2 separate regions of the Homo sapiens genome follow, and region 2 is linked to region 1. Evidence: chromatin contacts called from ENCODE Hi-C or POLR2A ChIA-PET data. All regions are on one chromosome and are shown on one strand. Each heading gives the region's core, a stretch centred on a gene start or an enhancer-like site at or near the end of the contact. The rest is flanking DNA. Distances are from core to core; before and after follow the strand shown. Region 1 holds the start of IDI1 (isopentenyl-diphosphate delta isomerase 1). Region 2 has its middle 12 kb from the start of MIR3155B.

Region 1 (4,510 bases), core at 1,195-3,694:
CACTGTCTACACCACACAGCCCAGCTGCTCCACTGTCTACACCACACAGCCCAGCTGCTCCACTGTCTACACCACACAGCCCAGCTGCTCCACTGTCTACACCACACAGCCCAGCTGCTCCACTGTCTACACCACACAGCCCAGCTGCTCCACTGTCTACACCACACAGCCCAGCTGCTCCACTGTCTGTCTACACCACACAGCCCAGCTGCTCCACTGTCTACACCACACAGCCCAGCTGCTCCACTGTCTACACCACACAGCCCAGCTGCTCCACTGTCTACACCACACAGCCCAGCTGCTCCACTGTCTACACCACACAGCCCAGCTGCTCCACTGTCTACACCACACAGCCCAGCTGCTCCACTGTCTACACCACACAGCCCAGCTGCTCCACTGTCTACACCACACAGCCCAGCTGCTCCACTGTCTACACCACACAGCCCAGCTGCTCCACTGTCTACACCACACAGCCCAGCTGCTCCACTGTCTACACCACACAGCCCAGCTGCTCCACTGTCTACACCACACAGCCCAGCTGCTCCACTGTCTACACCACACAGCCCAGCTGCTCCACTGTCTACACCACACAGCCCAGCTGCTCCACTGTCTACACCACACAGCCCAGCTGCTCCACTGTCTACACCACACAGCCCAGCTGCTCCACTGTCTACACCACACAGCCCAGCTGCTCCACTGTCTACACCACACAGCCCAGCTGCTCCACTGTCTACACCACACAGCCCAGCTGCTCCACTGTCTACACCACACAGCCCAGCTGCTCCACTGTCTACACCACACAGCCCAGCTGCTCCACTGTCTACTGTCTACACCACACAGCCCAGCTGCTCCACTGTCTACACCACACAGCCCAGCTGCTCCACTGTCTGGTCCTTTGTCTACACCACACAGCCCAGCTGCTCCACTGTCTACACCACACAGCCCAGCTGCTCCACCGTCTGTCTACACCACACAGCCCAGCTGCTCCACTGTCTAGGTCTGCGTCAGCGCACTCTGCTTCCACAATGATGAAAGTACCTAACAATGAACTTCTCCAAAGTATCCCTGTTAAGTGATGCGGGCCGAACGTTAAATTATCATCTGTAGATGATCTCTTATAGTATCTAAAACATGTAAATCCTACATAAATAGTTGTGCTGTATTGTTTACAGAATAAGTCTGTATATGTTCAGTACAGATGAAATTTTTTTCCAAATATTTTATAATGTGCAGTTGGTTAAATCCATGGATATGGACCCCAAGGATACAGTAGGCCAACTGTATATTAGGTGATCACTAAGATAGGTTTCGTTACTACATAATTACTAGACTTTTTGACATGACTTTTTTTCCGGGGGGATGGGGCTGGGTCTTGCTATGTCTGTCGCCCAAGCTGGAGTGCAGTGGCGCGATCTCGGCTCACTGCAGCCTTCGACTCCGCCTCCCAAAGTGCTGGGATTAAAGGCGTGCACCACCGCCCAGCTGTAATGACAATTGCTCTTTCAGGATTTTCAGAATTCAGATTTTAAAGCTAAGCTGCATAATCACAAGATAAAATGAATACGTCTATTTATGCGTTTAAAGAATACCATGTAGTAGACGCGGGAACACATCATCCAACCCAAGAAAAAGGTCTAGTTCCATCTATGCGATGCTCCCCATCTCTTCTCCTGCTCCATTCCCAGGAGAAGCGCCTTGAGTGTGTTGCTGTCACCCTCTTGCACGGACGCAGGTGTATGCACCCGCGTCACACGCGTGGACTCGGCACGGGGAGGCCGGTGTCGTCACGCTCGTGTTTCTGACGATGCTGTCTACGCTTGTTTCTGAATTCTCTAAGGGGAGACTCGCAACTCTTAGTCTCCTGCGACTCGGTTTCCAGTTCCACGAGTTCCTAAACCTCAGGTGACTGTGCGCAGACGACGATCTTTTCCGCTGACAAAGAATGGCAACGTCTCTGACGCCCCGACTCACGCCTCCGCCTTCCACGGGGCGCGGGCGCCCACCACAGCCCGGGAAGGCCCGGCCTCCCTCCAGTTCGGGAGACCAACGCCGCCACCCCCAGCTGTCCAGGCCTCCGCGCCGAGACCTCACGGGTGGCTCAGACCTCGGGCCTCCTCCCCGCCCCGTCCCGCAGCTCCCCGATGCCGCCCTGCCCCTGTCTCCCGAACTCCGCCGCCCGTCCACAGTACCTGATCAGCCTCCGGCCACAGACAACCGCCGGTCCCGGATGGCGCCCGCTTTGAGCACAGTCTGCGGCGCGCACCGCCCACTGGCCCCGCCCCCGGGCCGCGCAGCCAATCGCTCGCGCCAGCGCCAGTCCACGCCACATCGCCCGGCCAATTGGCGCCCGTACGCGCTTGACGACACAATCTCGCCAAGCTTCGCCTGGTGGTGCCACCTCCCTGGCCTGTGACAACGGCAGACGCGCGAAGCACCGGGAACCTGAGCCGTGACCGCGGGCTCTGGCGCCTTTAAGGGGGTCAACACGCCCCACCCCCAGTTCCGCAGAGGCAGCGTCCCGCGACTGGGCGGTGCCCGAGACCACAGACGCCGCCAGCCAATCACGCTTTCGATCCTGCCGTGCGAGCCCGAGGCGCTGCGAACGGTGCCTAACGTCAGACGTCTCGAGGCTCGCGTTCCATGGAGGAAGCCCTCCCAATCCGAAAGCGCCCGGGCGCCAAGCCCTGCAGCCGGAAGCTCGGCGTCCCATGGGAGCGACCTCCGCATGGCTGGACCAATGGAAACGGAGGAAAGGCGGGACGTCACTGCTGACTGGCTGGTTGGGCACTCCCCCCCCTCCCCCCCCCCGAGTTCCGCCGCTGGGACTACAGCGTTTGGCTGCACGGGGAGTTCTCGTATGTCTAGAACGATGGCCTTTCTGCGGTGTCTGCGACCGGGACCAAGGCGGAGCAAAGTCGCCGGGGGTGTGGGGTGTTCCACGCTATGTTGGGAGTGTTCGCTTTCGAGGTACATGACTACGTTCTAAATTTTTTTTTTTTGAGACAGTTTCATTCTTGTTGCCCAGGCTTGAGTGCAATGGTGCAGTCTCCGCTCACAGCAACCTCCGCCGCCCGGGTTCAGGCAATTGTCCCGTCTCAGCCTCCCAAGTAGCTGGAATTACAGGCATGCGCCACCACGCCCGGCTTATTTCGTATTTTTAGTAGAGACGGGTTTCCGCATGTTGGTCAGGCTGGTCTGGAACTCCTGACCTCAAGTGATCCACCTGGCTCAGCTTACCGAAGTGCTGAGATTCCGGGTGTGAGCCACCGCGCCTAGCCCTCTAAACTTTTAAATAATCGTGAAATGTATGCGCAGCTGAAGCGAATTCAGCTATTTCCTCTACCTTTTGTGTGGAATTTAAAATACTGAACTTGTGAGATGAACCTGGTGGGCACCAGTTCTCAAACTTCTTGGTCACAGGACGCTTGCACTCTCTTAAAATGTACTGAGGACACCTAAAAGCTTTTGCTCACTGTTGTTTACTACTGCTATTTACTAACATAGAAATTAAACATATTAAAATATTCACTTAAAAAACACACGACACTAACATAAGTTATATTTTTATTAAAAATCTTTTCCAGACAAAAAACAGACTTTGATTTTGTTTTATGTGTTGACAGATCTCTTTCATGTCTGGCTTCACACAGATAAGAAAATCTGGCCTCCCGCATGCGCAGCAAGTCCTCACTGCTGTCAGTGCGTTCTTGGGAATCAGGACTTTTAAGTGAAACAACGTATAGCAAAACCAATTTTACCAGAGGCTAAAAAATAAGGATTAAGTTCCTAAAGCATACTTCTGGCCAAGGAAAAAAAAAATCACTAAGCTTCTAAAGGCCAAAGTATTCTAATATTAAACATTGAAATAAATGTGAGCTATACATACATTTAAGAAAGATGAATAAAAAGATAATTATTACTTAATTATTCCAGTTCTGGGTCATGTGTAGCTGAAGCCTGTTTCAGTAGCTCAGGGCACAAAGAGGGAACCAGCCCTGGACAGGACGCCATTCCATCACAGGGCCACTCACACACCCACACTCAGACTGGGACAGTGAAGACACACCAGTTCACCTCACGTGCACACCTCTGGGATGTGGCAAGAACTGCAGCACCCAGAGAAAACCTATGCAGGTGTGGCGAGAACACGTAAACACCACAAAGACAGTGCCCCTGGCTGGGAGTCTTTTTCTCATCAATGTTACAAAGAAATGAATGAGCACCTGCTGTATGCAGTTTGAAAATTGAGAAGTATTTTTTAATAGCCTTTTCAAATTATCTTGGTTATTCTTTTTCGATACTACTACCCCAAAACACGAGTGGTGGATTTTCCAATTACTATTTGGAATTTGAAACCACTTCAATGGACATTTTGTACTTGTTACATTAAAACTCATTATTTTTGACTGTACCTCGAATGCCTATTTTCCTGTGCGTGATGTTGAAATGTCATGCATTGGTCATTTGGAAAATACTGATTTACTGAATTAAACAGATCTTCCAAATGCTA
Region 2 (4,688 bases), core at 345-2,844, 5.1 Mb after region 1:
TTTCTGTCTCTGAATCTGACTATTCTAGGGAACTCATGTGAGTGGAATCTTACAACATTTGTCTGTTTGTGCCTGGCCTATTTCACTTAGCATCAAGTGCTCACGGCTCATCCACGTTGTAGCATGGGTCAGAATTTCCATCTTTTTGGAGGCGGAGTAATGTTCTGTGTGTTTAGTCACATTTTGTGTATCCATTCATCTGTTGTTGGACACATGGATTACTCTACCTTCTGGCTGTTGTCAATAATGCTGCTGCGAACATGGGTCTACAAACATCTCTTTGAAACCTTGCTTTCAATTCTTTGGGGTGTGTATATACAAGGAATAATCTTTTATTTCATAGCTTTAGCATCTATTGATGATTCTTGAGTGAAACACTTATCAGAGTGTCCGTAAAATGGCTATTTACCATTTTTGTCATTCTTTCCACATTTATTAGTTGGCATTCTTTTGTAAAGAAGCTCTTTCCTGCCCATCCTCCCTTTTACTAGCTTTAATTTCATCATCATTATTAATAGTAGTAATAGTACCAATGTGGACTCCGGGATTTTTAAAATTATGACTGCATGTGTTAGAATCCATTCCTGACATACTCAATTGATGCTCAAGCCACTCCCAGTTTGGGTGAGAACCCTTTCAGGCTGGCTGCTGTGTCCTTGACACGCCCCCTTCAGCTTTTGAGCTCTGTCTTAACTCCTGTTCCAGGCTCCTTGTGTCCTTCCCAGTCTCGGCCTTGGGAGCAGCCACTCCTCCAAGGATCCCTGGGTACTTTCAGTGGAGGATGGTCCTTAGAAGGCTGGATCTGGGCTTTTGTGTGCCTCTTCTTGCTACCGGAGTGTCCGTGTTTCCAGGGCGTTTTTCATGGATGGAGCTGGGAAACATTTTAAAATTGTAAATTCAAACGGATCAGTTATTCCAGTCCAGCAGCACAGAGTTCTTCCTCTCCTTCCCCCGTCCCATAATTGTATCTTTCATTTGCTTTCTGTGTTTTCCCCAGGAATGTTGTCTTCATCTTGAATCTCCTTTGCTACTGGCTGTACTCATTAGCAACATAAAATTCCTCGTGATAACCTCTGACCCCTATCCCATGTGTGATGACACCGAGTTGAGGGAGATCAGACATTCAATGCAGAGGTGGGGGCCAAGACCAAGCCTCCTGGGGCTTAAGAAAATATCTCCAGAGACGGGAAGTCTGGAAGGGAACTCCATCACGAATATTTTATGTTCCCTCCCTCTATTGTTCTCAATCACTGCACAAGTGTATATTACTTTTTTTAATAACAAAAAGGAACTTTTAAGGTAACCCCCCACAACCCTATATAGACTGGATGTCAACTCTTTAGTCCTAGATACACCTGGAGCCTGGCGTCGTGGGGACAGAGGCAGGTCCCTGTGCTGAGGGCGGTAAGACAGGGCGGGTAGGTGGGGACCCAGCTGGGAGGTAGGGGGGCCAGACGGGACATCAGCTCCCGGGAGCCCCGCTCTGGGCACGGTGCGCGCCTCCACCCTCCATTGCACCCCGCGCCTGCTTCCTCCCAGGTGCACCTCGGGCGCCTAAGCCAGCTGGGTCCCGGGCCCCGGGAGCAGCTGCGGGCCCGACGGGGGCGTGGCGGGACCGGCGGGGGCGGGGCCTGGGGGTGGTCCGCGCGGATTGGCTGCTGCCTGCGGCGCACGAGCCGGTCAGCGCGCACCCCGCCCTTCCCGGGCCGTGCGGCACGCCGCGTTCACGTGCTGTCGCGCGCCCTCCCGGCGTGCGCCGCGCGGCCCCAGCCTGCTCTGCGGCGACTGTCCGGCTCGTGAGCTCCGCGTGGATCCGGCGCTGGGCCCCCTACGCTCTGGGGACCTGGGGTTGTGTTTCCGGCAAAGGATGTTTTCCGAGAAGGCCTGGGAGCGGCTGTAAATAATACCCGAGAGGAAATAGGCCCGGCAGGTGTTTTTGCGCGTCCCGGCGTTGGGTGTGGCTGCGGCGGGCGTGCAGGCCGCAGATGAGGAAACAGACTAGGAGGGATTTAGGCATCTGGACTCTGCGGGGCGGCCCGGGCGCGCAGCCCGTTTCCCTGTGGGTTGAGGGCGCGGGAGAAGTGGGCGGCCCACCCCACCCCGCGCGTGGATGCGGGGCTGGGGCAGGTCCGCGGTGGAGGCGCCGCCAGTGAGCACCCGGGGACCGCTCCTAGCCCCCAGTGTGGGACACAGACTCCCTGAGGACCTCGTATGCGTTGGGTCTGTGGCTCCATCCGAATCTTCATGAACAGGGCCTGCGGTGAATTTGGGGAGAGTGAGTGAGCGGGTGAAGGGTCAGGAAATAAGTCACAGGAGGCATGGTTGAAGAATTGGGGATGTTTAACCCAGACATGGCAGGACTGGGCACACTTGACCCCTGTCTGGAAGTATTTGAAAGACTTCTGAAGGGGGCCAGCCCCTCCACACCTGTGGGTGTTTCTCGTCAGGTGGGAGGAGATACTGAGAAAAGAAATAAGACACAAAGTATAAAGAACAGTGGGCCCAGGGGACTGGCACTCAGCATACGAAGGACCCGCACTGGTGGCCGTCTCTGAGTTCCCTCAGTATTGATCATTATTTTTACTATCTTGGCGAGGGGAGTGTAGCAGGGCAACAGGTGGGGAGAAGGTCAGCAGGGAAACATGTGAGCAAAGGAATCTGTATCATGAATAAGTTCAAGGAAAGGTACTGTGCCCTGATGTGCACATAGGCTAAGTTTATGTTTCCCTTTACTCAGACATCTCAGTGTAGCAAAGAGTAACAGAGCAGTATTGCTGCCAGCATATCGCCTACAGCCACAGGGCGGTTTTCTCCTATCTCAGAATAGAACGAATGGGATTGGTCTGCTTTACACCGAGACATTCCATTCCCAGGGATGAGCAGGAGACAGAAGGCTTCCTCTTATCTCAACTGCAAAGAGGCCCCCTCTCTTTCACTACTTCTCAGTACAGACCCTTTACGGGTGTCTGGCTGGGGCACGGTCAGGTCTTTCCCTTCCCAGGAGGCCATATCTCAGGCTGTCTCAGTGGGGGGAAACCTTGGACAATACCCAGGCTTTCTTGGGCAGAGGTCCCTGCAGCCTTCTGCAGTGCATGGTGTCCCTGGTTAATCGAGAATGGAGAATGGCGATGACTTTTACCAAGCATACTGCCTGCAAACATATTGTTAACAAGGCACATCCTGCACGGCCCTGAATCCATTAAACCTTGATTCAATACAGCACATGTTTCTGTGAGCATAGGGTTGGGGCTACAGTTACAGGTTAACAGCATCTCAAAGCAGAAACAATTTTTCTTAGTATAGATCAAAATGGAGTTTCTTGCGTCTTCCTTTTCTGCATAGACACAGTAACAATCTGATCTCTCTTTTCCCCACAACTTCCTTATGAGGAAGAGGCTAGACTTTCCTTCTCCCTGGGGGCACAAAACAGATTTTCCCAGGTGGAGAATTTCAGGTCAGTTACACAGAGCCGGCAGGGATGAACATGTCTGGCGTTCTTTGCAGGAGCCAGATGTTTACCTATGTTAGTGGGAGAATAGTGGAGCTCAGATGCAAGTTCTCATCTGCCAGACTCCAAAGCCCTTGCCTTTTCTCGATGCGTCTATTTTTTTGTAAATGTTTTAGTTCAGAGGTACATGTGCAGGTTTGTTATATAAGTAAACTCGTTTGTTGTAGATTATTTCATCACCTAGGTATAAGCCTAGTACCCAGTATTTTATTTTCTTTTTTCTTTGTCTTTGTTTTTTTTTTTGAGACAGAACCTCACTCTGTCGCCCAGACTGAAGTGCAGTGGTGCTATCTCCGCTCACTGCAACCTCTGCCTCCCGGGTTCAAGCGATTCTCTTCCCTCAGCCTCGTGAGTAGCTGGGATTACAGGCGTGGATCACCAGGCTCAACTTTTTTTTTTTTTTTTTTTGAGACGAAGTCTCACTCTGTCATCCAGGCTGGAGTGCAGTGGCACGATCCCGGCTCACTGCAACTTCCGCCTCCTGGGTTCAAGCGATTCTCCTGCTTCAGCCTCCCCAGTAGCTGGGATTACAGGTGCCCCGCCACCACGCCCAGCTAATTTTTGTGATTTTTAGTAGAGATAGGCTTTCTCCATGTTGGCCAGGCTGGCCTCGAACACCTGAGCTCAGGTGATCCGCCCGCCTCGGTCTCCCAGAGTGCTGGGATTAAGGTGTGAGCTACCGTGGTAGAGATGGGGTTTCGTCATTTTGGCCAGGTTGGTCTCAAACTACTGACCTCAAGTGATCCACCCGCCTTAGGCTCCCAAAGTGCTGGGATTACAGACATGAGCCACCGCCCGGCTTAGTATTTTTTTTTTTCTGAGCCTCTTCCTCCTTCCACTCAATGCATCTATTTTAGTGGAATGGGTTCCTTTGTGAACAATGATGTTGCAGTTATTCATGAAGTAATAAAGTGTTTGTGTATTGATTGATTTCTTTGGACTGGAGGGTTTGCCCAGCCCTGTTGAGCTTTGTCATTGTCTACCTCAGGGGAAGAGGGAGATTGTCGCTGGTCAGAGGAGAATGCCAGGGCTTCTCTCAGACGGAGGCAGCCTCCCATCTCACCGCAAGTCGGATCTTGAGTAGCACCTGTTTCGGCCCATTGCCCCTTTAACAAGGGGCCCAGGTGCCCTTGGACTTGCTAGAAGAATAATCATGACTTTGAGTTTAACAAATGTGGTC

Evidence for each region. A loop is a pair of places that touch in the nucleus more often than their neighbours do. ChIA-PET counts read pairs that join two places held with the same protein, here RNA polymerase II (POLR2A). Pooled maps may share reads with other maps.
Region 2: a loop to region 1 is called in a map of ovary, with 9 times the contacts of the local background. The contact joins the enhancer-like site here to the promoter of IDI1 in region 1. A Hi-C loop is called at or near these places in 1 of 168 maps with a recorded cell type or tissue (ovary) and 6 of 50 pooled maps. POLR2A ChIA-PET finds 5 or more read pairs at or near these places in 1 of 52 experiments (HEK293T).

The regions. Positions count from the first base shown.
Region 1 is chr10:1,046,675-1,051,184 of GRCh38, forward strand. It overlaps IDI1 (isopentenyl-diphosphate delta isomerase 1), which reads right to left and starts at 2,445. Exons shown (of 5, transcript NM_004508.4): 1 at 2,190-2,445. The coding sequence starts at 2,329. RefSeq lists enhancers at 1,692-2,222, 2,223-2,752, 2,444-2,493, 2,753-3,282, 2,954-3,093 and silencers at 2,034-2,123, 2,134-2,353.
Region 2 is chr10:6,162,082-6,166,769 of GRCh38, forward strand. It overlaps a transcript of PFKFB3 not described here. Among named protein-coding and RNA genes, the nearest start is that of MIR3155B, 12 kb to the left of the region's middle. RefSeq lists a silencer at 1,342-1,821 and enhancers at 2,232-2,341, 4,061-4,560. Within about 2 kb of position 1,595, at least 30 of the 41 ENCODE cell types and tissues checked have a DNase peak (open chromatin) inside an H3K27ac peak, as active enhancers do; they include ovary, where a contact is called at or near this core.